Linked DNA regions of Homo sapiens: regions 1, 3 and 4 are each linked to region 2. Evidence: chromatin loops called from intact Hi-C (ENCODE). Cell type or tissue: psoas muscle. All regions are shown on one strand. Region 1 overlaps PGM1 (phosphoglucomutase 1). Region 2 overlaps ROR1 (receptor tyrosine kinase like orphan receptor 1). Region 3 overlaps ROR1 (receptor tyrosine kinase like orphan receptor 1). Region 4 overlaps ROR1 (receptor tyrosine kinase like orphan receptor 1).

Region 1 (8,000 bases), 430 kb before region 2:
GGAGATGTGGTAGTTTTATGCCAGTGTCTATTTAGTTATGGTAATGAGTCGATCTTCCCTGGTTGTGAAACTCCAGAGTTCCTTTGGGGCACACTGCTTTTAAGACAGATGAAGGAGTTTAGTAAAAAGCCTATTTTTAAATGACTGGCTCAAAATAATTTTTATGTCACAGTGGTGTAGTCTGGACCCCTTTAGACTTTAGAAGAGCTTTCAGCAGATTGATTTGAGTGAGCTACACTTCTAAGAAAGTGAAGCAGGAAAGTTTGAACTGATCCCTTTATTCTCCTCCAAGTTCCCTTGAGGCCCACACAGACATAGCCAGTTATTCTGCTGACTTTGAAGCTGTGCTCACAGTTGGGATCCACCTTTGAAAAATGGCTCCTGAGTGTGTTAAGTAAGTAATGGCTAGCCGAGGGCTTCAGTTGGGAGGACTGCGGAGAAGACTTTTCTCCCCTGGGGTCCTCAAAGGGGAAAGAAATCACAAGGGGGCAGCATAGGGAGTTGTTTGGAAAGGGTGAGAAGGCTGTGCTTAGTGTTGGGATACGCGGATGGATGTAAGCTGGGTTTTGTTTTGTTTAGTTTTTTAAACTTCAGCTGTTGGAAGTCCTCCTTCCCATAGCTTCTCCAAATCACCACTGAGCTGATTCCCCAAGGCATAAAGACAGCCCTGAATTAACACAGTGGGGAATGCTAATTAAGTCATGCCAATAAAGATTTAATCATGAATCAGAAACACTTGGAAAATTATGTTTTCATATTGGAAAGATGTTCTTTTTTTCTCTATGAGTACCCCAAAGTGTTTTTGAAGGATGAAATGCGATAGGTGGTAGGACAGAAATATTTGGTTGACTTGTCCAGTATGCTAATGGTGTTGGAACAGGGACTCCAGTCTTCTGATATTTCATCTGGTTGGTCTTTTCCATAAATAAATATATCCCAGAGCAAGTAGTTCTGGGGATTGTTATAATATGCTGGTTAATAGCATGGAGAAACTGGCTTGGGCAATGTTAAGTAGGAGTTTCAGAGCTTTTAATATATGAGTACTGAGAGTTTGTAAAAGGACCCCAAACAGAAGAATTTTGGGAAATACCAATCTATACCATGCTGGGTTGATAGGACCATCTATATTATACAAGAATCTTCTCAGATTTAAGTTTCTTCTTTTTAAACTGCCATTAAGGGCATGCAGGGAAGGTGAAATTTTGTTTTAATATCCATGTATACCATATGGCTTATTTTGGCAACTAATATATGAATTTGTTCTTGGCTGCTTTGAGTGTGATTGATTCAGCCCAATAAGTATTTTCTAACCAGGTCACCACATGTAGAGTTATGAGGTAAGTGACAAAAGTCCTTCTGACCAAATATTAGTCCTGTATGTTGTACTCCAATGTGCTCACAAGTGAATTGAAATGTTGCTCAAGAGTGAATTGAAATGGCTACTACATTGTGTGAGTCCGGAGGGCTTAATCTGCATGGTGTCATAGCCATTTGGGGGCTAAACCGACAAGTGTGAGGATTGTAAACTGGCAGGGAGCTCAAAATGAGCTGATTGGTGAAACTTCATGGTGATCTCGTAGGTTGCAGCAGAGAACAATACAGGCCCAGTCCTCACATGCTTGGGACTTAAGGTGAAGGTTTGTGTTGGAGGCTAGGTGGGTTACGGACAAGCAGAGAACTGCCACAAGGTGCTGTCAGCACTGGGATGGAGGTGAGCAAAGGAGGCTAGGAAAGCATAAAGGAGGCGTGCCTGGTTCCAGCAGAGGGAGTAGGGAAGTGACAACTAAAACCAGACCTGAAGGTGAAGAGCAGAGAGGAATGTTCCAGGCAGAACCATAGGTGAGAGAATTTGGCATGTTTAAGAGAAAGCTCCCCTCACTGCCCCCCAACTCCGTATTTTTGTTTCATACTCTGCAAGGAGCAACTGCACTAAAAATGTACCTCATGTTTTCTATTTTACAAGTTACTGCCACATGCATGGCCTTATTTCCTGTCTACAACAAACCTTTCAGGTGTCCCAGGTCACAAAGTCAGGAAAAGAGCCTGGGAACTGCCCCCACTCTTCCTAGAATGTAAGGGGTGTTGGGCCATGTTCCAAATACCAGGTTCCCACTGAGAGTGGCTGAGGATAATGCTAATCTGGGCAGTTTTAAGCAGGAAATGAGTATGTGGAGTAGGGAAGTGCGGAGATCTTGCTATGTAAGTCAGAGCTATTTTTCTCACTACTGGGTTGAATTAAAACCAGTTTCTGGAATCACAATGTAAAACAAGAGGCAAAATCCACCTCGAGGCACATTGGTTTTTATTCCTTAAATGTTCCACATAAAAAATGAAAACTGAGTCAGTAGAACAGAATCGTAAGACCAGATGGCTTCCCAGGATCAATGGGGGCAAGCCATTAACTATCATCTAGTTAATAGAGGAAATTGCATTTTACAGTGGGATGGGTTCTAGAGTTCGAGTGGAAGATGAAACTTCAGTCAAAATCATCCTTAAAGTCCCATAGGAAAGTACCACATTGGAGAACAACATGTAACACAACAGGTATGTCTTTAAATAGCAGAAGTGCACTCAAGATACCCATACTTTGAGAAGCACGTGGGGACTAAGACTGAGCAGGGGCCTGTGGTCACTGGGTGAAATGGTGGCAGAATTGCCCATGCTGTTTAAATTTCACTCTTGTCTTCTTTGTCTCCCTGGAAGTTCTATATACAACAGTTACATTTGTGCAAGATAAATACTTGTATGATGTGACTACACTGCACATTCTTGATGCTACTCAGAGTGCACATATGAGAATCATCTCAATCATGATTCATCACCTGCAACTTGGAGCACTTATGCCCTGTGCCTTTCTACCGGGCTTATATTTGAAATCTCAGATTTCCCTGTCAAGGCTTGATCTTACCGCTGCAGATCTGTTTGGACCACTCTGAAAGAGTATACTTTGAGGTGCCTTCCAAAGTGAATTTGATGTACACCACGTAGCCTATAAGGAATTTTTACGATTTTATAGGTTCAATCAGCTGTTGTAACAGACACTCAAAACAACAGTGGATTAAACAAGATGTTTTTCTGTCTTGTGGAATATTGTGGGTCAGCAGGCCAAGACTAGCATGATGGATCCATGATGTTGGGACCCAGCCTCTTTAATCCTGTTGCTCTGCCATCTTGAAGGTGTTGCCCTTGCCCATCTGGTTGCAGATGGCTTCTACTACCACATCCATGTTTCATCTAGTGGGCACAGGGGAGAGATGGGGCAGAGTGTCTTCCCCCTTTAAAATCAGGAAATTGTGTACCTGACTATTGCTCACAATCCACTGGGAAGATCTAACATGCAGGCCACATTTACTTGCAAGAAGGGCTGAAAATGTAGACTCTATATTGAGAGGCATATGGCCCCCTGAAAATGAGTGGTTCTGTTACCTTAAAGAAGAGAAGGAACACTAGAAATATGTGCCATGGTCCACCTCTTTGGCCATGAAGACAGCCATGCCCATTGTTCTTCCTGCCCATTGAAACACAGCACTCCTTTCCAGTGGAGGCACCCCAGATTCCTTCCAGTTACCCAGTCAGTACTCAGTGTTCATAGTTCTCTCCATCAAGCCCATGTGTGGCTCCTTGTGTAAAGTTAAAGACAAATTATCAGGCCCCCTGTCCCCACTACATAACTATGTATAACTATATATATAGGGAGGGAGTTACATAACTCTGTGTGTGTGTGTGTGTGTGTGTGTGTGTGTGTGTGTGTGTGTAAAGAGAGGGGATATAGTTGTATATTTACATATGTAGACCAGTCACTAGCCATAGGAGTGTTCACATTGTCGCATTGTCCTGGCTGGGAATGCACACTCCTGTCCTGGCAGTGGAGTAGGTCCACAGGGAACCCTGGTTCCACCCTCAGGGAGGAACTCTATCCACCTGCTCATGTAAATATATTTATTGAGTAAGAGTGGACATTGGAGAAGGCCCTAAAAGTCCTTTTGGGGCTGTACAGCTTATGTAACCTGCTTCCTGCTGATGAAAGTTGGAGGAAAAGAGGCAGGGGTGACTTTTGCAGGCCAGGCTCCTGGCTCTTTCACTGTACAGTACCTTCACAAATTTAGTAGTCTTCTGGCCTATCCTGATCAGTTCCATGTGCTGGTAATCACAGTGAAAGTTCTCACCTAGATAGTTTTGAAACCTAAAAACTTTGACTTGTATTTATTGGATGCTTTGTGCCTCCCTTGATTTCTCTATTACTGATGGCTACCTTGAGACAGGTGGAAAAGATAGGCTAGTACGAAGGCAGTATCCTTAATCTGATTTTGCTGGTGGGCTAGTTCCCATTGTCTGACAGAGAATCCTGGGGAATATTTTATTTATTATTATTTATTATTTTTATTTTTTTGAGACAGGGTCTCACTCTGCCATCCAGGCTGAGTGCAGTGGTGTGATCATGGCTCACTGGAGCCTCGAATTCTCAGGCTCAAGTGATCCTCCCACCTGAGCCTCAGCCTGGGACTACAGGCATGCACCACTACACCTGGCTAATTTTTTGTATTTTTGTAAAGATGAGGTTTTGCCATGTTGCCCAAGCTGGTCTCCAGCTTCTGAGCTCAAGCAATCCACCCACCTTGGCTTCTCAAAGTGTCAGAATTACAGGTGTGAGCCACCGCACCTAGCCCTGGGAAAGATTTTAGACACAGCCTTCTCTGCTAAGCCTGCTGCTTACTGTATAGCTGATTTAACTTGGTTTCACAAATAGTTGTCATCTCAACTCTGTGATGGCACAAATTCCTGGACTTGGACGGTATCATTTGCAGGCCACAGTAAAAACAAAAAACAAAACTTCCCTTAGCAGAACCCAACCTGCCTTTATTTCTCTCTGCAGAATGGCCAGCCCTTGCCTGAGCTCCCGTCTTTATTGTAGCAAGAGGTAGTTGACAAGCACTCATGTTCTGAATTCTGCCAACCATTTGTCTCAAGCTACAAATTTGGTTGGCCAGTGGTCTGCCTTCCATGCTATCAGAGGCAACAAATTTTTCCATGCCATAAAAAGCATGCTGATGCCAATGTTTTAGATTCTGTTTTGGTACAGAATACCAACTTTTTTGTTAAAATGTAGGTTTGGCTGCTGTTAGCAGAGTTTCCAAATAAAGTACTTAAAAGTTGATAGTAATGGAACCCTTCCTTTCATATCCTGGGTGTGGGCAGTCCAGGGCTGATGTGTGGCTCCATTATACACAGGGACCCATGCCCCTTTTCTTCTGTTGTGCAGCCTTCCCTGGAGTGTTGCTCTTATCTAGGTCCGGGATGGCTGCCCACCACCTTACCTTCATGCCAGCTAACATGCCAACAGGGGAGAAAGATGGAGGAAGGCACACCTTTCTCAGAGATTGAACATATCTGTTGCACTCATGTCGCATTAATCAAAACTTAGCTAAGCCTACCTCTAGCAGCAAGGAGGGCTGTGAAATATCAGTCTTATTCTGGGTGTCATCTGTCAAGCTAAACATTGGGGATTTGACAAACCAAATGAAACAGAGAATTGATGTTGGGAAACAACCAATAGTTTATACTGTCCTAAGCATTCCCTCCAAATCTGGTGAAAATCACTGTCATTTTCAAGTGGTAGTGTTACAGAGAGAAGACAGAACTTAATTTTATATGGGCAGCTAGATTTTTGGAAGAGACCTTGGCCGTCAATTATTCCAACCCCACTTTAGAAAGGAACCAAGGCACAAACATTGCCATTGTACGAGTCTTAAACTACTTTATTGAGGTATGATTCACATACTATATAATTTACCCACTTAAAGTGAATCATTCAATATTTTTTAGTCTATTCACAGAACTGTACAACCATCACCACAATCTAACTTCAGAATATTTCCATGATCCTAAAAGAAACCCCTTACATTAGCAGCCAATCTCCCTTGCTTCCCTACCCCTTCAGCCTTAAGCAGCCGTTAGTCTACTTTCAGTCTCTACGTTTGTGTGGGTAGACTTTACATGGACCAAATGTCCAGTTTTGGTTGCCAGGCAGGGGAAGTTCCATTTACCAAGTGAAACCACAGGATCATGAGAAGCAAAGTAAGGGCTGTGTCAGGAGCAGTGGAATTAGTATCCCATGCTTCTGTGTGCCTTGTCCTGAGCATGGGAGGGTTAAAGATGTCCTCATTCGCAAGGAGCTGCCAGTTGAATGGGGAAGATTGACACATGCAAAACCAGACAGTAACCATTAGGTATTATAAAAGCTAACACAGAAGGAAAAAGAGATGGTCATGGGAGCTCAGGGCCAGCCTGGGATAGGCGAGTGTGCCTGGGATGGGTGGTGTGCCCAGCGAAGGCGTTCTGCAGAAGATAAGTGTGTCTTTCTTGGCAGACTCTCTGTCCACAGCAGACCAGGCTGTCAAAAAAAGGAGGCGACATTTCTCCAGAATAGCTTCTTCATTTTCGTGAGGGTAAGCAATCAGATTTCTTTTTTTATAAACATATTTGAACTTATATATCCAAATTAGTATCGTACCCTGCCAAATCGCCACTCTGGGAACCATGCACGCACTCCAGTGATGCGTGTAGTGCTCAAAGCATTTGAAACTCCTCTATGGGAATTATCTTTCAGCCAGTCAGTTTATGGGTCACCTAGGAAAACCAGTCACATTATTTTATAGTCATGCCTCATTTTTCACCTAAAGCGATGTAACAAGATTTGATCACCCACTTTATTCATTAGACATGGCTCCAGCCAATTTTTGTCTTTTTCCAAAGTTCAAATCTATTCTCAAAGGATGAGATTTGTCATGACTGAGGACTTTCAAAGAAAGTGCCGCAGACAGTAAAAACAGTTACCCACTAAAAGAGTTAGAGAGGTGTCAGCATTGTTTGAATAAATATGTTGTTTCCCAAGGTGATTGTTTTGAAAGAGATAATGCTAATTGAGATGAATGTACTCAACTGGCATAACTGTTTAAAGGGAGTTACTGTATTTTATACTGTTCAAGCACATTGACCTGTAGAGAGGAGCTTAAGAGACAGTTCTTGCTGAGGCAGAGTCTGGCATTCTGCTTTCTGCAGCCTACCGCAGTGGCCTGGGGATACAGTTCTCTTCCATTCTGGTAAACGTTTAAACCTGCTTTGGTGAGGCATTTAGGAGCTGTACAAAATGGGAAGGTTTGTTAAAATATAAACCGACAAAATGGCCAAATACCCGGCCCTGACCGAGGAAGAGAGTCCTGTCAGCTCTAAACCATAGAACTTGAAACCCAAATGCTAAGCCAGTGCCCACCTCGACTGTGTGAAATTGTCCCCTGACTTCAGAGGCCAGAAAATGGATCTGGGATGGTATAACTGGGTGGGGACAGGGAAAGGCCTTTTGATTTAGCAATAAAACTATTAGGTTATACCACCTCCATGGGGACTTTGAAAAATGCATTCTGTGGAACAAGATGAAGTGCTTTTTAAAGGAAGATTTTGAAATGAAGCAAAAGGGAAATCAGTGTAGAAAACTCAGATGGAATCAGGGATAAGACTGGCACCTGTCATGAAAGCCCAGCTTCCTCTCTGGGCTGGGCCACACAGTTCACTCTAACCGCTTTGTGGTCAAATCCATGAGAAAATCACTTACCCCACAGTTTGCCATAGACAGCTCCTCCATATGTAGAAGTGGTATTCGAAAGAGTAATCGTAATATCTGCCTTGAAAGATTCTTGTGAGGATGAAATAAAATTTGTGAAGCACTTGTTATAGGGCCTGACATTGTAACTGGTTAGTAAAGAGAAGATTCTGATGATTCTATGATTATTATGATTATTCCAAATACTGAGGCCATTGGAAGGCAGAGGGAGGGGATAAGAAGATGGGCCTAGGGAGGGTCTTTGTGCCTCTTACCACCCTCACTTTTTGGCTGTCCTATCCTGCCTCTGTCCACACATTATCCCTTGGACTTTTTCTGTCAGGCAGAGGTTCACAGTTGCTCTAAATCTCAGCCACAGGCCCATCAATCTGAGATCTTCACC
Region 2 (8,000 bases):
ATAGATGGATGTTCATACTTGCCCTTTGGTACCCTAGAAGGTTTGAGTTGGGAACAAACCTCAGAGATCTCCTAGCCTTATCCTCACATTAGACAGATATGGAAACTGAAGACTATAGACAGGTAAAATAAGTGATTTACCCAGGGTCACACAGCTAGGACTCGATCCCTAGCCTTCTGGTCCTCAGGCCAGCCAATGTTCTTTCTAGGCTGGCTCCCTAGTGCCATCCATCCATCCATCCACCCATCCATCCAGTAAATATAAACTGAGCAAGATTCTGCTACATGACAGGTACTGGGGTACATGTTTTTTGTCCTCAACAAACTCACAGTGTGGAAGGACCAAAGTTCTTTATGTTTATTTTTACTTCATTCCCTGGGGTTTCCCATCTGGAGGGCACTTTACTAACTTTGCTAGCCCACGATCACAGCGAGTTCATCCAGGAGTCTCCCAGAATATACTCCCATCATGTATTCTCTGTGCCTCTTGGGTCTATTCTTTCCTAATATTTGTGATAATCCATGTTCATATTGAATCTCCCCTGGGAGATCCTTGAAACCAGGGACTGTGTGTAAGTCATTGCTTTTACTTCCTAGCACGGAATCTGTCACAAGATACTTCTCCAATAAATGTCTGCTTTTCTAGAGAATTTACTTCACTCCTTAGAATCTCAAGTGAGAGCTGTGTATCAGTTAGCTCCTGCTAGGTAACAAACCACAACAAACATAGTAGCTTCCAGCAACAATCATGTATTATTATTCTCTCTCCTGGTTCTGAGAGTTGACTGGGATCAGCTAGATGATTCTTGTGCAGAGTCTCTCATGTGGTTGCAGTCAGATGGTGGCTGGGTCTAGGGTCATCTTAAAGACTTTGTCATTCACATGTCTGGTGTCTCGACTGAGAAGACAAAAACAGCTGGAGTCTGGAACAGCTGGGGCTGTTTCACACACAAGTGTTGTTTGCACAAGAGATGTCCAAGAGCTTCTCTTTATTCTCTCCAAGCACTCTCCATGTGGTGGCCTCAGGGTAACTGGTGACTGAAGGCTCCCAGAGGGATTGCCTCAAGTTTTTTTAAACCTGACTCTGAAGTCTCTCACACAGTGTCACTTCTGCAACATTCTGTTCTCAGAGGTCCTGCCACATGCAAGAAAGACACGATCACAGAGGTCCTGCCAGGTGCAAGGAAAGGGCACACAGACTCCACCTTCTCATAGAAGGAGCATCAAACAATTTGCAGATAGTTTTCTACATCTCTGCTTGATATGTCTTCCTGCATGAGAAATATGAAAAAATGAACACTTTTCAGGGAGCTTTCATTTCAGCTGGAAGCCATGATTTTCAGACAACTGATAGTTTCTGGCTTCACTGACAGCTACATCCATTGCAACTAGTTTGCTAGCCCGAGCTGCAGTTACTCACAGAATTTGCTAACTATGGACTTTAGTGGCCTAGGAGTTAGCATGGGCAGGCAAGGTGGATCAGGGCCTTGTTTTATCATGCAATTCTTGTGTGCTGGGAACTGGCTAGGCTCTATGGTTAATAAGACCGTGATGAAAAGATGCCTTGGGGTTCCTCAATGTAGTCATATATGAGTGGTTCTGTTTTTAGTTGTCACCATGATGAGGGTGTGCAGTTGACATTTATTGAATAGGGGTTTAGGATGTTAAACACGCTACCATGTGCTAGCAATCCTGCTGGAGGAGGAACTTTCCTACCAAAAATGCTAATAATTTCTGACCTAATGTCAGAAACACAGTGAAGTGGGGAAGCTGTGAGAAGTGCACTGTGGAGTCCTCAGCAGATATGCATGGTACATGTCACCAAGGGTGGCATCTGGTTTGTGTGCCACACTCTCCCCAAAACAACTGCACAGCTTCTGCCCTTCCTCTCCCCTCTGCAGCCTTGCTCTCCATCAAGGCCCAATGCAAGCACCCCCTACTCTCTCACACCTTCCCTGATTTCTAGAGCTGGACAGGTTCACCCCCTCCTGAGCATAAAACAGCCCTTTCCTTACCTCTTTCCTTGTTCTGATTATTTTCATATGTTTCTTTTGTATCACTGTTTTGCGAGGCCAAGGAGAGATGGGACAGGTCCCCCCTCCATGTCCGCACAAGTATTTAATAAGTATTTGCTTATTTATCTTCTGTTTCCCCTCTCCTGTCTACTCCTCGCCTCCCCTAAATGCCTGCACATTCCAGCAAGAGGACAGGAAGTCTGGGGTTTCTCCGCCTCTCCACTCCACACTGGGTCTTGCCCACTCTGCCTGATAAAAGTCAGGGAACCATCTGGCCTCTCTGCCACCACCTCAGTAACCTTGGCCAGCCTGTTTTGATCTCAGCCTCCCTTTCTCCACCCTATCTTGTGAATGCCTTCAACACTCAGCATCTTGACCACACACTTGGCTTTTGCTCTCACTCTGACTTGTACTTCCAAATTAGATCCCTAGAATAGCTCTGCTTTCCTTCCAGATCTTAAGGGGCTCCTGAAGGACAGAGGCCGCATCACCTCTTTTTAAAAAAATTCCACCGATTGCAAGGTGTTACCTCCTTTGGAAACCCTTCTCTGACACCTCTGGCCTGGAAAATGGGTTAAGTTTCCCCTTTCTAGGGTTCTTTACCACCCTGAACATACCCAGATCACACTTTATCATGATTATCTCTTTACCTGCATGACTGTGTAGCCAGGATGAGTGATCTTTGAGTGCAGGCTCTTAGGTTTTTGTTTATCTATTTATAATAGATAGCAAAATAAAAATAGATCCGTTCATCTCTTCATCTAGCATTTTACACGTCTATCTTTAGCAAGCCTGTGATCAGTTTAAGGAGCCACAGCAAATGAAAAAGGCATGGTCCCATCCTCAAAGTTCACGGCCTTGTGTGTTGAATTGATTTTTGTCTCTTGCTACAAAGAAAATAGTAGCTCCTTCAGTCTTCATCTCCAGATTTCTCAGTGCTTTTCTGTTTTCTTGAAAAGCAGTAGAGCAGATAATTTCTAATTGTTGAGGAATCTGGTTCAAAATTTCAAGGCAAAACCGCCCCATTCATGAGAGAGAACATTCAAGTGACAGGGCCTTCACCATTGCACTGCCCTGCTAACAGGAGACCTTGAGTTGTGGTCAAGTCAGCAGATTCTTTTAAATTTTGAAATACAGATCTTGCATAATGAATGGAGAAAGGGAGAAAGAATGGCTTGTGTGCCCTTTTGTGCTCCTTGAAGTTTACATTCTGGGAAAACATGAAACTGGAGTGTCAGCCTTGGTGGAACTGAGTTGGAATGCTGACTGGCACACAAAGGGATTCTGGTCCTGTTTAACCAAGATGTGACTTTAGAATACTGAGATTGTATGACTTTATGGATCCCCAGAGGAATAGAAATTCATGGGCCAGAATGACAAACTTTTATTTTGAAAGCCACCTAGGCTCCACTTAGAGCCATCAAATGCTTGAGAATTTATTATGACTGGGCAAGCCACTGCCTAAGAGTCAGGCCAGGGTAGTGAAAATACACACGGACTTTGTCTTTGAATGACCTGAATGTGGCCTAGTTCTTCCTAGCACAGGGCTCTCTACCAGAGCTGAAAGCACAACTGTTGCATTTGCATGACATAGAAGCAGCCAAAAGCTTCCACAGTGAGGATCATGTGTCGTGTTGATGCTGAGGCATCTCCTGTGCATGGTACTGAAATCACAGAGATGACTTATGATGTGTTCTGTTTGTGTTGGCCCAAAGCCCAAACCAGAAATGTATTTCAGGCTTGGCTTTCTAGATTCTATCTCCAGTCATGTAAAAGTTCATTACGTGGACCCACTCATCCTGTCCTGCTATAGTTAAGGTCTGTCAGCATTTTTCAAAGGTTTATAATTCAACCACAAAGGAGAATGCAGTCTTTAGGCTGCAATGTGACCTATAAAGCTTAAGCCCCGGGGTCAGAAACTTTGCTTTTTTGTTGTTGTTTTTAAGTTAGGCCCTTACTAAGTTATAGTGAAGCAAAGTAATAGCTGGTGGTTTTGTTATTATTATTTGGTTTGGTTTTACAGGGATGGGAAAAGCTTCAAGTGACTTCTTGGAATGTAGATGTACCCTAAACCTAAAGAGTTGTTAGGACTATAGATTTACTTATCATCCTAGCATTCAGCTAAAGATGGGGGTTTAGTTTTTAAAAATTTAGCATTTTAAAATTGGGATGGATGAGGCTGAGAAAGTTAGAAACAAGATTGGGAATATTTCACCAAAACTCAAGGACCAATTCTCAAGCCAGAAACTTTGTATTCAAAATTCTAGTTAAAAGACTTTGGTCATATTATATAAAAATCAAGTCATTTCCCTGATGGTTAAGTTTGTTTCTGCTCATAAATTCTAAGTATTCCCACTTAGAAATTTAAGTGAAAAGTGCACATATGATAAATATAAAGTAACAAAATGATACCTTCTCATAATAAAAACACTTGAAAATTTGAGGTAAAATAGATACAAAAATACACTTTCTATGTCTGTTCAGCTGCTATAATAAACTACCATAGACTGGGTGGCTTATAAAACAACAGAAACTTATTTCTTACAGTTCTGGAGGCTGGAAGTTCAAGATCAGGACACCAGCATGGTCAGGTTCTCCCTGTTGAGGGCTCATTTCCTGGTTCACAGACAGCTGTCTTCTCATTGTGTCCTCACATGGTAGGAGAGGCAGGGGATGTCCCTGGGGTCTATTTTATAAGGGGACTAATCCCATTCGTGAAGGTACCATCCTCATGACCTAATCACTTCCCAAGGCCCCACCTCTTCACCCTGAGCATTCAACATATACATTTTAGGGGGCCACAAACATTCAGACCATATATCCACAAAAGCTTATAATCAGCAAAAGGTCTCTTAGAGTAACCTAATTTGTGGTTACTAAGGATCCCATTAAATAACCTGCTCCTGGGGTAAAAATAAAGACTGGTAAAAATCATAGCACCTTTGGTGTGGGAAGGAGGTTTTATCTGGATGGTCTCAAGTCAATTAATAGTGGGAAAAGTTCTTAATGACAGTATGTTATAAAATGCAGATTGGCAGTAGGGACAGGAGAAGAGTGTCAATGGAACTGAGTTCCAGTCCAACCTGTGTACAGTCTAGCTATGCTAAGACCTCTATAAACCTTGGTATCTTCCTTAAAATGGGGCTGGAAAATCCTATGTATATATACAGGGTTCTGGTGATGACAAAATGCAATAATACATGTAAAATGCCTGATAGAATCAGTGCCTAATATATGTTTTTCCCTTCTTCTCCCACCTTTATTAATTATACCTGAGACATAAAACAATCTAAATGCTGGAGACCAGCCACTCTAATTTGGTAGAGATCTTTTCTTAAAAGGAAAAAGTAGTTTCCCTGAGCTTTTAAGAGTGCATTTACATACAATTTGTCTATTTGTAAAAAAGACCTATTCATTAAAATAAGCCTCTAAGTAGCAAAGTGCAAGTTTTCTTAAACTCCTTTGAGTGGCACCACATGCTAACTGGGCTTCCTAAGGAAAGAACTATAAAGGTGGCTGTCTTTCCCCATTAACCCTGATTTATAGGGGGTTTTGCTCTAAGTGCATATTTGCAGAACCATTCTTAATGTGTGTGTGTTCTCTCCCCAAAAAGGAGGCACATTATTGGCCATTTGTTGTCTTTGGTCCAGTGGATACTCTTTAAACCCACTCTTACTACTCTGTAGTCAATAGCCCAAGCTCAGCTTGATGCATTAGTCCTTGTGTTTTCAAGAAAATGTGTTCGGCCAGCACCCAGCCCAGCACAGCACTTCTTTTCTTTTCACTTTTAACCATCATATCCCCTGGTTTCCAGCAGGTTCATTCACCCAGAAAATGTTTATCTTCATTGTGCCACCTCGGTACTTAACCTGGGGCAGAGGTTTGGATACTGGGGAGTGCAAGAGGAAGGGTTGGGTTGGAGGTGCGGTTTCACTCTTTATCAGTTATGTGACCTTAGGCAACACACTTAATGTCTCAGCATTGGTTTCTTCTTGTAAACAAGGGATTGTAGTGGAGAATACTCCTGAGGATTTTTGAGGAATAAGTTAATTACAGGGTTTAACAGGAAGCCAGGCAAGAATCAGGGGTCAGGAAATGGTAGTGATAGTTACTGTAGCCAGGTGTTCTCTTATTCACTACACAGGAGAATCATTTGGAGAAGGGCTTTTAAAAATGCTCATGTCTGGATTCCATCCTCGAACAATTAAATTAGAATCTCTAAGGGTGGGACCCAGGTATCAGTATTTTTTTCTGGAATACTTTTGATATTCCAGAGATGGATTAAATCCTTTAACCCCCACAACATCCCTAATGGGTAGGTATCATTATTAGCCCATTTCACATTTGAGGAAACTGAGGCTTAGAGAGGTTAAATCACAGCAAGTAAAAGGTGATGCTCAGATATGAAGCCAAGCAGTCTAGCTCCAGAGCCCATGCTCTTGGTTGGTGTGACGCAGTCTATTATTATAAGCAGTGCCTCCAGTGAGATGTCCGGTGAGAACTAAGATCCAGCAGGTGGGGTCATCCGATGGTTTCGGTCCCTTCATACCTTCAGGTTACCCACCTCCTGCTTTTACCTTCAGCTCTGTGTGTTCAGGACTTCCCAGCAGCCCTGTATCAGATAATGAACTGTGGTTATTCAGAAGTCCCCCGCTATTTTCGGCTGATTTTATTAAACTCAGCTTGTGGCTTGAACTCAAGAATGTGCAAGCTGATTTAGATTATGCTTTGCATTGAGTTTATTAAGATAAAAAATATTTCCCGAGATAGTGAGTCAGAAGTATTTATGGTGAAGTGTGCTGAAAGTGAATGCAGGTTGATAGCGTGAACAGAATGTTCTCTCCAAGTCAAATGCGATGACCTAACTGTGTTTGGCAGCCTTCCTTTATGTTTAGCTAAGCATTTCATTTCATGTTGGGAACCTCCTCCCTCTTCTGAAAAGCATCAGTCATGTGGGAGGCTAGGATTTTGGCATGTGCCTCTTTTGATACCAAGACCCAGGCCCTAAACCTAATTGTGACTGGCTCCTCGGCTGACTGGCTGGGTTGCCATGGCAATGGACTGCTCAACTCTTTATATCTCAGTTTCTCTCACCTGTCAAAATGGGAATATAACACTTGGCCCCACCTTCCTCCCTGAGGAGAGATGGGGGCACTTTGAAAATTAAGTAATAAATGTTGGGAAGGATTTGTGGATTTGTGGATGTGACATCTTGTCAAGTGGGTAAATAATAAATGGGGTGTCTCCAAAGCTAATTTGCCTAAAATTCACTTGAGCCTTCCATTTACTTCATCAACCAGCGTTTATTAAATGCCTATGAAGTTCACAATAACACATGAAGTGCTGAGGGGAATACAAAAAATGTAAAAAGGAGGAAATAGAGTCTCAATTCCCAGAGAGGTCATAAAATAACTTTTTTCTTGCAGTTTGCTTTTTCTGGTTCATTAAGCCTCAGTACAGACCATGCCTGCACTGTATTTAAAAAGCTCATTCTCAATGATGACTTCCAGTTACGTCATAAGCAACTAGTGGTGATTTAGTTGTTTTCAGTACCAGTGGGTATTGTCACATGCTTGATGGACTCATAAAAAGGCAAGAATATTTTTTAGTTCAGGTTATGAGTGGTGCAAAGGACAATGAAAGACTACAGGTTGGATTGATTGGGAATCTGATTGCATCAGAACATAATATGGTCTCTGCTGTTCAAAGGCGTGGGTTTGGGTCCTGGCTCTGCCGCTTTCTGGCTGTGTGACTTTGGGAAATTCCTTAACTTCTCTGTGTCTCAGTTTCCTTATCTCTAAAATGTGGTCAGTTTTAGAGTCTACCTCATAGGATTGTTGTCAAGTTTAAATTAAAGTGTGTAAGATGCTCAGAATAGTGCCTGGCATTTTGTAAATGCTCAGAAAAATGTTAGCTATGATCATCACTTTCCATTGTTAATGGGAGAAGATGGTGGCACTAAAAGGATACTGGCATTTCATTTTCC
Region 3 (8,000 bases), 67 kb before region 2:
CTGAGGAAGGATTGGCCATCTATAAGTCTAGGCTGGGGTGCCCTCCTGAGCTATGGACTCATAGCACTGGTAGTCAGCTGGATAGTTCCCCTTGGCAGTCTAACAACTGTGTATAAGTTGGCTTGTTCAAAACTGAGTTTGGTGTCATCTCCACTTCTCTTCCCTGCAAACTGGCTTCTCCTGTGTTTCCTGTCCCCATGAATGGCCCCATTGTCCATCCAGTGTCCGAGCCAGAAATCTCCGCTCTTCCATGTGTTTTCCACCCCTCCATGTGTGATGAACCGTCCAGTTCTGTGGATTCCCCCTCCCGTGTTGATCTCATTCATTTCAGTCCCCTTCTTTTTAATCTAACCACTACCTCTCTTGAGGTTTCCCTGCCACCTGTCTTTCTCCCTTTCACATTCCAGACAGATGAATCTGTCTCCTTGTAACTCTGATCACATGACTCCTCTGCACAGTGCCTCCTGCCTGGCTGCCCACTGCCCTTTCTCTTTAATATGGCACTCCTGAGTTCTCCAGTCTAATTACCTGCCCTCTTTTTCCTCAAATCTTAAGACTTTAGTCATAAATCATTACTTTCTTTTATCCATATCATACTCATTTTACCTTATGACCTTTATATCTTCATGCATGCTGTTACCTCTGTTTAGAATGTTCTCTCCCTTGCGTCTTCCTCCCCCACTCCTTCCCTCATTTATCTGAACCACCCCATTTCATTCTTTAGATATTGAATCAGACACTACTTCCTCCAGGAAATCTTTATCGAATTCCCAAGTCTAGGTTGGACACCTCTACTTCCTGTTGCCATAGACCCTGTACCTCCTCCATCATCACCATTAAGACACTGCTTGGTCTCCTTGCTATCACCAGAAGACCATGGGCTTGGTGAGGGCAGAGGCCACCACTTTTTGTGTTTCTAGAATCTAGCCCAGTAATATGTAATTGTAGGTACTTAATAAATATTGATTAAAAGATAAATTTTTGTTTCTCCGGATGACATTAGTCTGGACATAAAAGTAAGGTTACACAGTAATAATAATAACACACCAATTGTTTTGTTCTCTTGGTCCTTCCTTGGACCAAACTCTGGTTATAACTCTTGCTTCCTTTAGGAAGCTCTTCAACCTCTCTGGCAAACTCACATTGTGTAGTTCATGCCACTGAACCCTAAGATCAACCGCACTTAAAAAAATACATTGGTATAAAAGGAATCATACATGGGCTGCTGTCTAAGATTCTGATTAGAAAGGAGAAAAATGCCTAAGTAAGAATAATAGTTAACATTCACTGACAGCGTCTTCTGCCAGGCGCCTTCTAACTACTTTACATGAATTATTTTGATCCTCCCAACAACGCTATGAGCAAAGTATAATTATTTCCATTGTACAGATGAGAAAGCTGAGATCCAGAGAAGTTAAGCAACCAGCTTCAGGGCACAGAGCAGAAGTGGTGGAACCAATGCAGGCAGTCTGATTCCATGGTCACCACCCTTGCTGCCTCCCTCTATGAACTCTAAAAAATCTTTAGCTCTAACCTTCTATGTTTCTCTGGTTGTCAAAAGCAAAAGCGAGCCTGGCTAATAAGGCATTTGCAATTGCAGGGCTTCCTCTCACTCAGACAGTATCCCTGGTTGCTGGAGGACCCAGCCAGTACAGATGGGGGTCAGTCCCCTCTAAGCCCTCTGTGATCACATCCTTATTTCCTAGATAGATGTTCATGCTGTTCATGAGAGACAGTATAGCACAGTGGCTAAAAAGTGGACTCTGAATTCTGACTACCTGAGAGCAAACCACAACCCTTTCACTCATTAGGTATATGACCTTGGGCAAATTATTTAAACCCCTTAGGCCTCACTTTCCTCATTTATACAAGGAGGATATTAATAATATTACTTAACCCATAAGCTATTATAAGGATTAAAGGAGTTAATATATGTGTAACACACTTAGAACAAGGCTTGGCCCACAATAAGCACTAAGTGTGCTTAGTCCACTTTTTGATTAGTATTTTTGTAATTAAAATAATCTTGTTAATATTTACTCAAGCTGGTCTTAGAGTGCTTTGATTAAGTACCAGGTTAGCTCAACTACTGATTGAGCTGTAGATATCTGGTAGATACCTACCAGTTCTTTCATCTCATTATGGGCTTTAATATATATATGTATTACTCAGAAAGATAAAAATAAATCATCTGCAAAACCCCACTTGAAAGGTTTTCATAAATCTTGTAAAAGTTGGGCCAAGTTTAAAGATTGCTGCCCAGATTGGTTTAAAGCCCTTCATTGTCTACAATCTAATGGGGATGCTTATAAAGGGAGGATCTGGAATGGTCTGTCTGGCAGTGTGTGTGGTCACCGGAATCACGGCCTTTTATCTACCTGATGGGTATGAGTAGGAGGAGTTGGCTCAGGCTCCAGGAAAGTCAGCAGATGATAAAGCCCTTGTCCTCGGTCTTGCTCATGCCAGCAGTTGGAGAGCAGTATATTGTGTGTTATCAGGTTCTCAGACCCTAGCCTGGCATTCATGGGCTATTCTCCAGCCTTGATCAAACCCACCTTTCCACTGTATACCGTTCCACACTTACCCTTTCTTTTGCTTAGAATTTTCTCACCCTATCTGAGTAAGACCTAATCCTAAAGAGGCCCAGATTAAAAGCCATTTCATTCCTGAAGTTTTTTCTTAGCACTCTACTGGCTGTGTTCTTTTCCTTTGCACTATGCCTACGTCTCATGCCTGTTTTCCCTTTCTATATTTGTTGTGCTTATAGGAATTTGCCATCTAACCTGGGCTCTCAAATACTTAAAGTTTTCACATCCATCCTTTTATTTAGACCTTAAAACAGCCCCATGAGGAATGTAGCATTTTCATCCTCACTTTTCCGATGAGGAACCCAGGGCTCAGAGAGGTTACGTGATTTGCCTAAAACACAAAGTTTTAGGCAAAGTTAAGTCAGACTCCAACTTTGGTGCATTTTTTCTCTGCCCCAGGCTCCCTCCTTGAAGTCTTATGTCATGTCTTGCTCAAGTTTGTATCTCCCTGCAGTGCCTAGCACAGCTTTAGGCTCAGTAAGGTTTTTTTATTTATTTATTCAACTTACATTTATTGTATCTATGAGGTGTTAGTTAGGTCTTGGGTACTAGCATTAAGCAAACATAGATATTTGTGGAAGAAAAGAAGGAAAGAAGGGATGTGGACATTTTTGTTTTACTTAGTAAGGTGGGTGGCATACGATTCATAAGCTCAAATCCCAACCAGGGCAGGTAAAAATGAGTTAAGAAGGTTGGGCATGACCCACTGAAAAGTAATGGGGACTCTTGCTAACTGGACATCAATACTGTCTAATGGAAGCGACCACAACTTAATTCCAGTTAATCATTGCCATGTTGGAATATGGGCCTAGTGTTTTGAGATTTTCCATTTTTTCAAGAAAAGCTGGAAGTCCAGACTTACTATACAGTTTCTTTATAGTCAATGTTGCCAACTAATTTGTTTTTATTTTTTAATTGAACAGCTAAACAATACATGGCTCATGGTTACCACTAACCTCCTTGAAATGCTGAGGATTGAGCCAACCATGCAGCCAGTGGTGCCCACGCTTCTGAGGCAGGGAGCCAGTGCTCAGGAAGGGCAGGCTGCTGCTTCTCTCCTTCTCCTTGTTAGCCCCCATGTGGGTCTCACCCACCTGCAGGCCTGTCTTGGCTTTGCAGCAATACTCCACCTCTTTGCCCCTGCCCTCCTAGCTTGTCTCCCGTTCTTTCCCTGCTGTCAGGGGTGGTGACTGCCCTGTCTCCTTCGCAGAGATCCTCGACACTGGATCTCACCCTCTAATTTAGCTCCTTGTCTTTATTGCGATGAATGAGGTTGAGCAGATGACAAGCAGAGATCTCTGGGCAGAAGATCAAACGCTCCCCCTGGGCTGCCCAGAGCATATTTATGACTGCTGCTTTGGGAAGTTCCACCCACGATAATGCGATGCCTGCAGAGAGTGAACTTATCTACCCTCTCCATACCTCTACCCAGTCCCAGTGGGAAGATAGAGATTTGTAAAGAAGACCTCAGAAAACAGAATCCGTGACAATCTGTTTGGAATTTTCTCTTCAGCTTTGTGATTTGGTGACTATAAATTAATAGAACACTCATGTAAAATATGACTGGAGATAGTTGTGCTAAGTGACTCCTGCTTCAGGGACTAGTCATAGAGTCCCCAATATTGGGACACAGGGTGGCTCAAAATACAATTTTAGGGGCATCAGCAACAGACTTGCTGGATGTTTGTTAAAAAAAACCCAATCCCTGAACTTCATCCCAGATCTAGGGGTGGGGTCTGGGAATATGCATCTTAACAAGAATCACAGCAGATTCTGATATATGTGAAGATTAGAAACCTGTAACTAATGATAATAATGAACACAGAACCCTAAGTATTCTAAGTGCTATGTATTTATTTCTTACAACATGCCTATGAGACACTGGTTTTTCTAAGTGTGGAGTAGATATCACTGTTTGCAATTATTTTGGGTGCTACACGGAGACATTTTTTAAAAAAGATTTCAAAGTTATGTGTTTAACTTACATATAAAACTCATATGTGTAATAAACCCACTAAACACTCATAAGTTCATCAACATTATTGCTTAAGTAAAGGCTAAATGTATTTAAATAAAAATAGTGAATCAATTTAAAGGGAAATATTAAATAAATACTAATTCTGGTAACAAACATTGTGAGGGTAGAATGGGGAAAATTCAAGTTTGCAAAGCATTGAGATGAGTGGAAAAGCTCTGTACTGAGTCAAAGAATTTGGGTTTAAACCTTGAATTAAATTCTTACTAGCTGTGTGGCCTTGAGCAAATCTCTATCTCTCTGAGTTTTAGCTTCATTCTTAGCAAAATGGAAATATTAAAACAAATTCAGCTAGGCTGTGGTGAAAAGCATATGAGAAAAAAAATAAAAGAACACTTAATAGGTGGTCAAGAAATATTATTGAATATAAATATTACTCTAATCTTTCTGAAGTATTAATTCAATATGAGGTGTTTTTCATTGTTGTTGTTTTGAGACAGAGTCCCCTGTCACGCAGGCTGGAGTGCAGTGGCGCAATCTCAGCTCAATGCAACCTTCGCTTCCCAGGTTCAAGCAATTCTTCTGCCTCAGCCTCCAATATGAGTTTTTAATGTGGACATTACTTGAATCTCCTTTAAAACTTGTTAGAAATGTAAACCCTTTTTTTTCTTTTTTATTGTTTTTAGAGATAGGATCTTGCGCTGTTGCCCAGGCTGGAGTGCAGTGGTATGATCGTAGCCCACTGTAACCGCACACTCCTGGGCTCAAGCAATCCTCCTGCCTCAGCCTCCTGAGTAGCTAGAACTATATAGGTGCACACCATCACCACCGGCTACCAACTCTTATTTCTCATATCTTTCTCTGAGTTATGTTTTCACTACATTTACTGAGGTATGAGGGGGACAGTGCAGAACTTGGGTTCCACCTCTGCCTTTAGCTATCGATGTGATCTCTGACAAGACATTTTGCCTCATTGTGCCTCAGTTTTATAATCTGTAAAGTGGGATTGCACTCAAAGACTTACAGGTTTTCTCCCAACGTCTTTGTATTGGAGCTTTTTTTAAATTATCTATAATAAACTGAGAACAGTCAGAGCATAGATTAAATATCACTTTTGCCCAGTAGGCAATTGGCCAGAACTGCTCTACAGTGGCCCAACTTACAGGTTTCATCTTCTCACGTTCTTTGGAGGTGCTAACGAGCAGTAAAACCAAATGGCTGGCAGAAGGAAGAGGAAAAAAGAGGATACTGGAGCAAGGAATTTGGATTCTCTTCAAGCTCAAAATATCTCCCAAACGAATAAAAGTTGATTATGTTTTTATAGTACTATAGTTCGATGGTACGATATATCTTGTTAATAGAATCATGCTGGCACTGGACTGAAGAGATTCATGATTAAGTTATGTCTATTTCTTTCTGCCTTAGAAATAGCAATGAAACCTGGATTTTTTTTATATGGGAGCTCTTCAGTCTTTAAAAAACTGAATTAATAACTGAGATGGCATAATTAGCTGCCTGGATGAGCTCTCAGAAATCAACTTTTCTTTGGGTCAGCTGTCTTCCAGTTAAGCAGTTATGCGGAAACCTTTCTTTTTCATGCCCGGAAGTATAAAACAGAAAAATCATGGGATGCTGAAATTGCTGAACACACACGAAGCGGTGCCACAGTGTCCCCACCCTGTGCCAAAGCAAATTTCTGAGCGTTATGTAATTTCTCCCTGGCTTTGAGCTCCCGTGATCCTGTCTGAGGTTTATGCTATACAATCTGCTAAAGCTGAGCTCTTTCAGGCACTTCCTTGGCGGGTGACATCTTGTCAATATTAGAGACCTGTGATTGGGAGAGGGGAGAGAGGCTCCCATCATTTCAGTCTACATCCAGCACCCTGCATTTTCCAAAATTCATGCTGGGGATTGCTAAAACAGACGGCATTTGTTGGCTGAAGAGTAAATCACGACTTTCGTGGGTACATTCATTCATTTGGAAAGTATTTTTGATCATTCACTGGGCTAATAGTGCTGTGGGGAATTTGAAAAAATGTATTTTATATGGTTTCAAAAACAAAGTCTATGGTAGAGCTTTTGCCCTCAAGGAATTTACAGTCCTTTAGAGAGCCAAGACATGCATTTTTAAGTTAACTAACAGCATGCACAAAAACTAGATACCCCTGTGATACACTAGTGGTAAAGCTAGCAAAAGGTAATGTCATGGAGTGTGAGTTCTGGTTGGGTGATCTTGTCTAATTCTCTTACATTCCCAGTGAAGAAACTTAACCACAGAAAAGTAGGAAAGGCCGACCTGAGGAAGCACAGCCAGGAAAGGATTGCATTTAGGCTTGAATGCAAATCTCATAATGCTTTTTGCACTCTGCTTTCTGCTACCCCACAGCCATCTCTCTATATGTTTAAGCATGAAAGTGGTGATTTCAGAAAACTGTTGATGCTCAGAGGGAGAAAATTGGCCAACTTTAGGAATCAAAATTCCAATATTGCTCCAGGTAATGCCAGAGAAACATAATTTGACCTAATGTGGTCCACATCTTTCTAGTCCAGTGTCAACATCATTCATTAACTAGATATACACTGTTATGTACTATAAAACCATAACCAACTTTCCACCATTTTGGAGAAATTTCTAGCATAAGGAGAATCTAGATCCCTGGTTTGTCGGTGTCATCTTTTTTCTTCCTCCTTTTGTCAGTCACTTGGTCATATTGCTCATTAGCACCTTCAAATGGATATAGGAAAATGAAACTACAGGTTGAGTATCCCTTATCCAAAAATCTTGGGCCAGAAGTGTTTTGGAGTTCAGAATTTTTTGGATTTTGGAATATTTGCATATATATGGTGAGATATCTAGGACACAGGACATGGGTCTAAACACAAAATTCATTATGTTTCATATACACCTATATTAGTCCATTCTCACACTGCTAATAAAGACATACCCCAGACTGGGTAATTTATAAAGAAAAGAGATTTAATTGACTCACAGTTCCGCATATCTGGGGAAGCCTCAGGAAACTTAGAATCATGGCAGAAGGGAAAGCAAACATGTTCTTCTTCACATAATGGCAGCAAGGAGAAGAATGAGAGTGAAGTGGGGGGAAAGCCCCTTATAAAACCATCAGATCTCATGGGAACTCACTCACTATCACGAGAACAGCATGGAGGTAATTGCCCCCCATGATTCATTTACCTCCCATTGGGTCCCTCCCATGACACATGGGGAATTATGGGAACTACAGTTCAAGATGAGATTTGGGTGAGGACACAGGCAAACCATATCAACACCTTACACACATAGCTTGAATATTTATACAATATTTTTTAGTAATTTTGTGCCTGAAACAAAATTTTGACTGCATTTTGACTGTGACCTATCACATGAAGTCGGGTGTGGAATTTTTCACCTGTGGTTTCATGTTGGCGCTCCAAAA
Region 4 (8,000 bases), 110 kb before region 2:
ACAAATGTTAACTATCCATCCTCAGAGTTAGATTAAATTTAACTTAGAAACACACATGTTCATCTCAATATCAGTACTCAAGAGCTTTAAAGTAAATCACAGAAGGCCGGATGCAGTGGCTCAGCTTACGCCTGTGATCCCAACACCTGGGGAGGCCAAGAAAGGCGGATCAGTTGAGGTCAGGAGTTTGAGACCAGTCTGGTCAGCATAGCAAAACCCCATCTCCACTAAAAAGACAAAAATTAGCTGGGCATGGTGGTGGGTGCCTGTAATCCCAGCTACTCTGGAGGCTGAGGCACGAGAATCACTTGAACCTGGGAGGCGGAGGTTGCAGTGAGCCGAGATGGCGCTACCATACTCCAACCTGGGTGACAGAGTGAGACTCTGTCTCAAAACATAAAGTAAAATAAAGTAAATCACAGACAATATAAGCAGAAGTGCTTAGAGGTTGTGTAGAACAGTGGAAAGAGGTGTACGTAGCTCTGAGGTCAGACAAAATGGGTTCGAATCCCAGCTTCTCTGTGGCAGTGGGCCAGTGACCACATCTCAGAACCTCGAGTACAGTAGTCTTCCTTTATCCAAGGTTTTGCTTTCCAGGGTTTCAGTTACCCTCAGTCAACTGTGGTCCAAAAATATTAAATGGAAGATTCCAGAAATAAACAACTTCTAGGTTTAAAATTACATGCTGTCCCAAGTAGTATGGTGAAATCTCACGCCTTCCTGCTTAGTTCTGCCTGGGACCTGCATCCTTCCTTTGTCCTGCGTATCTAAGCTGTCTACAATTTCTAGAGCCTATTAGTCACTTCATAGCCATCTGGGTTATCAGATAGATCCTCACAGTGTATACTCATCTTGGTATCACAGTGCTTGTGTTTGAGTAACTCTTATTTTATTTAATAATGGCCTCAAAGTGCAAGAGTAGTGATGCTGGCATATTACTATGTTCTGTTTTATTATTAGTTATTATTGTTAATCTCTTACTGTTCCTAATTTATAAATGATACTTTATCACAGGTATGTGTGTATAGGGGAAAATTGTATATATAGGGTTCTGTACTATACATGATTTCAGGCATCCACTGGGGTCTAGGAACGTACCCCCTTTGGATGAGGGGAAACTGCTATACTCATATTATGTACTCATAATAATGCCTACCTTACATGCTTGCAGTGAGGATTAAATTAGATAATATTTATAAAGTACCTAGCTCAGGGGCTGGCACTGAGCCATCGAATACATAAAGCCAGTATTATTAACCTCAGTTACTGGCCTGTAGCAAGATGCTCAATAGACCTGAGGAGAATGAGTGAAGGGGAGGTTGCCTGGCATGGGAGGAAGAGGTGGAAAAGGTGCAGGGGTGATAGATAGGATTCTTGGCTGGCCTATGGGGGCCCCAGCTGAGTGGGAATGGAGAGGAAGTGGGTTGATGGAGTCCCATTGTGTGCAGAAAGAGGGGACCTCTGCTTGGGTGGAAAATGAGGAAAAAAGGCAGCACTCAGGTCTCGGCAAGAATAGCCCGGCCTCCCTTCCTTCAGCCCATCTTCTGAACTAGAAAAAGGCTGTTGGGTGCTGTATGAGAAGTGAGGCCTACCAATGAGAGTCATCATCATGTAAATTCTCTACCATCCTGGCTTGGTCGGTAGCATTTCTACTGCCCCCAAAGCCAAGGAAGAATGATGCCCCTGATGGTTCTTCCCATTTAGAAGGAACTGCAGTTTACACACATTACCTTACCTGATTCTCAGATGTCCTCAAGTGATGTTATCATGATCTATCATTATTTTCCCTGCTTTATAGAAGGGAAAACAGTCCCAGAGGAGGTAGGTGACTCCTTTAGCCAGTAAGTGACAGAGGCAGGATTTGAACCTGCATCCAGCTGATCCTGTTGCTCTTGCTGTAGAGGAGAGGCAGTGTATGGGTATTCTCCCAGCTTGCTTGGTATTCATTCCACTGATTTTTACCTGGAGCTTGAAGACTGGAACTGGGTGGTAGAATGGCAGGTGTAGGGCCAGAGCTGGTAGAGTGGGTGGTGACAGTTCTGAGCCTTCTTTGCCCACCTGTCTGACAGCCCTTTATCTCTGTAATAATTGCCAAGAGTCCTGAAAGATGCCTCTTCCCTTCCCAGTTGCAAGGCCTGAGATTGAGCCCAGGGATCTTGCCAGCCTTAATTGACTTGTGTTGAAAATTATAAGAACTGACCCTCTTTTTAATTTTCCCTAAATTAAACACTGTGGAGGGATCAAATGGAAAATGACCAAGAGTCCTGAGAAAGGATTATCCATCTGGCATCTGATGGAACTTGAGAGACAGGGCAGCATAGTAGTGGTGCCTGCTGCATCTTATAGCTGTGGGACCTTGGCCAAGCTTCTGGACCTTTCACAGTGCGTTTCATTTCCTTATATGTAAAACAGGGTTAATAATTCTGGCCTCAGATGGTTGTGACAGTCATTGAGATTCTCCATGTTACTTGCATGGTACTAGGCAGGAGCTTAATCAGTGTCCCTTTACATCCCCAGAAGTGGGCTTAAATAGCCCAGTAGGAGTATGAAACCCTCAATCAAATGTCTGGCATATAATAGGTGCTCAATAAGTATTTGCTGAATGAATAAGCATGGTTGCTTTGCTCTCTTTCGTAAGTTTTCTAACTCCATCGCAGAAGGGTTAAGAGACCATTAAGATCTTGCCATTTCTTGGGCAGAGATACTAACATTTATTGAACACCAACTGCTTTGTACGTTTTATCTAATTGCAACAATTCTGAAAATCTTTACTATGCCTGTAATTTAAATGAAGAAATTAGGGCCTTGAGAGGTTCAATGAGAAAACCAAGGTCACCCAGCTAATTGGTGAAGTTGGGATCTGTAGGCAGAGCTGTGACTATAAAGCCTGTGTTCCCACCAGCAAATGTCATGCAGTGTTGAACATACACATCCCAGGTGAGACATGCCCTCTGCCTGGACTGAACATACAAGACCCAGAGCAAGTTCCGCACCTTCGTGTCTGGATGTGGGGTCAGTACAGCTTCTGCACAATGAGCCACAGTGAATAAGGAAGTACAGAGAAGCAGGGTGAGGGCTGATGGGAGCACCAAGGCTTGGGAGCTGGGCTCTGTCTCAGATTTGGCCTCCAGCTAGCTGCTGCTTTGCAGGTGCAGGATTCAGTTTGGGTTGTTGGTGGTGGTGAGGAGGTATGTCAGGGAGAGCAATAAAGCAGTGATAAACATCCCTCATGGTAAATCCCCTATGGTGAACATAAGGGATTTGATGATAAGAACGAGGTCAAGATCCTGTAGGTGAACTCCACTGGTATGGACCTGGGTGGCCGGTATGGAGCAAGAGGCCTTGAGCTTCCCAGTAAGGGCCTGGCTCTGAGCTAGACCCCCCTGGTTTGAACCGAGCCATACCAGTCACCCTCTGTGTGACTTTGGACAAGAGACTTACACTCATTAAGGCTCAGTTTGCTCATCTGTTAGATGGGCATGATGCTGGTGACACCAACCTCATGGACTTGCTGTGTGGATCAAAATGGTATCAGACCCATACAATCTTCAGCATAGTACCTGGCTCCTGTAGTAAGCATATAACAAATATTAGGTGCTATCATTGACACAAAGGCCACATTTTACCCTCAACTTCATTTATTTCCTAAATGGATCCTGTGGGATGGTTTTGACAGATAAAACTGTTTACCAAATTCTTACCCCGTGACTTGGACTTGCAAGGACTGCAAGGCGGAATCTAATTTAACACTTATTTAAATTTAACAGAAAGAAAACATTTGGGTTGGCTTTGTCAGGGTTTCCTTTTTTTAAAAAAGTATATTTTACAATTTTGGCTTTTGAGATATCAGGGTCTTGAGGGACAGACAGCTTACGTCTAATGTCTGGGCCTGAGAAGATCCTGTAAGAGACAGGTCTGTGGGGTCAAATTGGCCTTTCAGACTGAGCCTGCCATAGATTTTCTGAGGATTTAGATGATGTGAAGGGGAGTTAACCCATCCCACATTGTAAATTATTTTTTCAAAGGAAGGATGAGGGAGCCAAGTAACAATTTATCATGCTTCTTTTACATTTTGACTCTGCAAGAATTTAGCAATCTGCCATCCATCTCCAGCTCTGTTTGATTTGGGAGAATTTTTTTTTTTTTTTTTTGGGTAGAGGGGAGAATGATTGTAAACCAAATGTTGAAAAGTAGCCTGTTGGTTTTTTGTTGCAGTGTAAAATATGGTTCAGTAATTCATTGCCCAACCTCCCTCCCCTGCCAACACCACCACCAAAGAAACAAAAACTAATGTCCCTGCTCCTGGACAGCAAGAGTTAATTTTCAGCCTTTGGTTAGGAAAACAGAATGGAGGGAGCTGTATGAACTTTATGCTTATAGCTTAGTTCTGCAAGCCCAGGAGATCATTGGTCAGCATCAGATGAGCTAAGATGCAGTTCTGCAACTGCTGAGGACCAGGTCCTGTTTACCAGCAGAGGGCACAGCCTGTGCCAAGGTACAGCTAATGGGAAGTCAGAGACAGAGTGAAATGGTCAGGTTAATTGTAGAGGGTGGCACAGATCAGGCCTAGGTGTGCTGAACTAAGTAAAATCAAATTTCTCTAACGGAAACCCCAAAAAGTTATTAAAACACAACCTCCCTCTAATCATTTACCACATGGTTTTTAAATTCTGTGGGTAGTTTACCAAGAAGGCCTCTTAGGATTATATATAATGTCCACATACTTGATTACTGAGAAAGGAAACCAAGACTATATTTAATCACAAACTGTACAGTGTCAGAAAAAGTCCTGCTACCCTGTCTTGTCACTGCCCTGAGTGGCAGTAATTTATAGCTTGAAACAGCAGCTGGAGCAGGAAGGAGCCTTTAAAGCAGTCACATTTGTTGGTTAACTTTGGTTAACCCAGAGGTCAAAAGCAGTTTCTGTCTAGCACATTAGATAACTTTTGAAACGTTTGACATATTGCAGGTAGCATTACAGGAACATCCACACTTGTGATAAAAGGAGTTATTTATGAGGTAGCTGTGGTTTCAAATGTAAAGGAGAAAAAAAAGTCCTTCAAATTATGAAAGCTTTGGTAAAAATCCCAAGTTGGATGTTGCTGGCATTTCTGAGAGGGTGAAAGGGAGATTAACCAGGAATAAAATGGGAAAGTCCATTTAAGTACACACTGGCATCCCAGTGGCATTACCTGCTGATTGAAAGACCGTTATGGAGAAAGGATTAATGCCTTCAGCCTTACCATTAGTTGTCTTTTATGTCATGAGTTGCTATGAAGAACTCTACTATTGGTGCTTTCCAGCTGACCTCTTATTGTCCAGAAATAAGTGAAGAAGATCTATTGGTTCCAAACACATTATCACGGAGCACTTGCAATCTATTCGTTTTCTGCCTTGGTTTATCAAAGCTAAGCAAGGGGTGCTCTAAAGTGAAAAGGTGGAGACCTTAGATTCAGCTGCTTTCTGAAGTCTCTCCTCTTCTCCCACAGAACAGTCATTGTGGTATTTCATAAAAAATGCATGCTTTGGGGGGAATAATGACTGTTTTCTAAAACACCCTTACCTTAAATGCTTGAAGGTTTTGCTGGAATGCTAACCTTCCAGCATTTAAGGAATATATGACTAAGTTAAGAATTATTTTTTAACGCATGTTATGGGAAAGTTGAAGTTAATTGGAGAGAAAGAAATTTAACTTGACACCATTATATTTCTTCTTCCTTCTTTCCTTCCTTGTCTACATTCAAGTCACACACCACACAATGTAGTGATCTGGGAACTGGCCTTGGAATAACACATCCTGCCGATGCCATTTTTAGCTAGAGATCTGGGGCAGGTGATGTTACCCTTCTGAGCACTTTCCTTAGCTCCTTGTAAAGTTGCTATCAGGAACAAATGAAGTTCTATGTATAAGAGTCCTCTGAACATTTGCAAAGTACTGAGCAAATGTACAGTGGTGAATATAAATTCCCTGAGGGCAGGGGCCGTCTCTGATTTAGGCCTCTTCATATTGCCATTACCAAACACAGGGCCATTTGTTGACTCAATGAGGCAATCAGCCAGTAGACAACTTTATCTCATCAATAGCCCAGTTTTTATTATGTGTCCAGTGTGTTTCCTGTCTGGAGCTTTGATAGTTTTTAGAGCTAGAAGCCAATGATATGGTTGAGAAACATATCAATTAGGAGATGTCTGATAATTGGCCAAGGAATTGGGCCAAGATGTTATTAATTTTCGGCTTCCTTCACTTGACTATAAGCTCCTCCAGGCCAGGGGTCATGTCTCATTCATCTTTCTATCTCTTAGTGACTGAGGTTTAGCACAATGCTTTGCACTTCTCAGTGAGCCGGCAGTGCTTCTGGATGGAATGTTCAGTGGCCCTGGGCCGTCCTTTTACTGCCATCCCAGACCCATTGCCACTCCCTGTTCTGAATTGAGATCTGAACTTCAGCAGGTTTGTGGACTTGCTCTTCTTCCACTCTAGGAATGCCCTTTCAGGTACCAACACTGCAAGATGGACCCTTCTACATTCTGCAGTGAGTTCATTGCATAATCTCTATTGCCCACTTTAGAGCGCAGACATCCTTCTAACTTCTGCAGATGTCATTGAAGTTGTTTTTTTTTTTAATTATATGGCTGAATCATTTATACATGTGTGGTGACCACATCTCATCTTCTAGTGCAAGCTGCTCTGGATAGCCATCTTGGGCATGGCTGGCTCAGAGAAGTGAGTGGTCCTAACGTTGAATAGAGAAAGGAAGGAGCCACATTGGCAGTACAGTTGTAAATCAGAGCCTGAAGGTGCAGGTGGTTTTGGGAAATGAGAGTTTTCTGAACCTAGAGGCAAGAAGAAATATGTCATAGAGGAAGTTAATATTTCATTAGTGTGTTTTTAGTGTTCATGTGACATGGATTGCAAAGGAGGAAACTACTGAGTCTGTAGATGTTGATTAGTTACTTGTTCCAGTGTTAATATATTTCCTGTTGCTGTAGAGCCCGTGTAGACAGGCATTTAGACTTGATCACACATTCAGAAGGTTCACAGTTGGTCTACTACAGTGCTCTTCTGCCTAAACACCACCAGATTCTCCCTAGCCCTCCTTCCAAATCCTGGCTCCCTCTTCTGTTTCCAGTCTCAGCTGAGATTTTACATCCTCAGGGAAGCCTTCTTTGATATCCCCCAGAGAATATAGAGTTGGCCTCCCATATCCGTGGGTTCTGGATCCATGGATTCAACCAAAGTCAAATGGAAAATATCAGAAAAAAAATGTGTCTGTGCTTTATATGAGCAGAATTTTTTCTTCTCATTATTCCCTAGACAATAGAGTATAGAATCTATTTACACAGCACTTACATTTTATTAGGTATTATAAGTAATCTGGAGATGATTTAAAGTATACAGGAGGATATGCATAGGTTATATGCAAATACTAAGCCATTTTATATCACGGTCTTGAGCATCCATAGATTTTGGTATCTGAGGGGATCCTGGAACTAATCTCCCATGATACTGAAGGATGACTGTATCTGGCTTGGTGCTCCAGAGCCCCCTGCACCTCCCCTTAGTGACTTTCCCCACACTGAGCACCATTTATGGCCATTACCTTTTTACTCAAGGTCCCTTGAGGCCTGAGTGTGCCCACTTGCTCCCCACTGTATTCCCAGTGCCTTGCAGGGGGAGTTGCTTCACAAATACTGATCGGATTGCTGTTCAATGAAATCTCCGTGAAGCCCATGATATTAATCACATCTTTCACTAAGGTAGGTTTCAAATTTTTGTTTGTCCTTGTAATTTTTTTGTTTTAATTTTTAAAATTTGGAATTTAGCCTGGGTGCAGTGGCTTGTGCCCATAAACCTAGCACTTTGGGAGGCCAAGGCAGAAGGATCACTTCAGCCTGGGAGGTCAACACCACCCTGAACAACATAGGGAGACCCTGTCTCTACAACAAAACAAAATAAAACAAATAGGTGTGGTGGCACATGCCTGTAGTCCCAGCTACTT

What was found. Hi-C counts contacts between places; a loop is a spot of excess contacts. Peaks named below come from ENCODE experiments on the same cell type or tissue, not always from the same donor. Only the 100,000 strongest peaks of a DNase experiment are listed, where the experiment ranks them.
Region 1: a loop joins it to region 2, with 2.9 times the contacts of the local background. A loop is called at or near these places in 3 of 110 quality-filtered maps.
Region 3: a loop joins it to region 2, with 2.3 times the contacts of the local background. A loop is called at or near these places in 12 of 110 quality-filtered maps.
Region 4: it touches region 2 in a loop (2.6-fold over the local background); 15 of 110 quality-filtered maps call a loop at or near these places.

What each region holds. Positions count from the first base shown.
Region 1 is chr1:63,601,206-63,609,205 of GRCh38, forward strand. All of the region lies in intron 1 of PGM1 (phosphoglucomutase 1), which reads left to right. Among named protein-coding and RNA genes, the nearest start is that of PGM1, 12 kb to the left of the region's middle. In psoas muscle, no CTCF peak of the experiment used is centred here; no DNase peak of the experiment used is centred here; H3K4me3 peaks cover 2,466 bases; H3K27ac peaks cover 7,804 bases.
Region 2 is chr1:64,036,020-64,044,019 of GRCh38, forward strand. All of the region lies in intron 2 of ROR1 (receptor tyrosine kinase like orphan receptor 1), which reads left to right. Among named protein-coding and RNA genes, the nearest start is that of ROR1-AS1, 72 kb to the right of the region's middle. In psoas muscle, no CTCF peak of the experiment used is centred here; a DNase peak (open chromatin) is centred at 3,622; H3K27ac peaks cover 3,573 bases.
Region 3 is chr1:63,969,408-63,977,407 of GRCh38, forward strand. All of the region lies in intron 1 of ROR1 (receptor tyrosine kinase like orphan receptor 1), which reads left to right. Among named protein-coding and RNA genes, the nearest start is that of ROR1-AS1, 140 kb to the right of the region's middle. In psoas muscle, no CTCF peak of the experiment used is centred here; no DNase peak of the experiment used is centred here; H3K27ac peaks cover 338 bases.
Region 4 is chr1:63,930,891-63,938,890 of GRCh38, forward strand. The region is part of intron 1 of ROR1 (receptor tyrosine kinase like orphan receptor 1); the gene reads left to right. Among named protein-coding and RNA genes, the nearest start is that of ROR1, 160 kb to the left of the region's middle. In psoas muscle, a CTCF peak has its summit at 4,464 (motif pointing right); no DNase peak of the experiment used is centred here.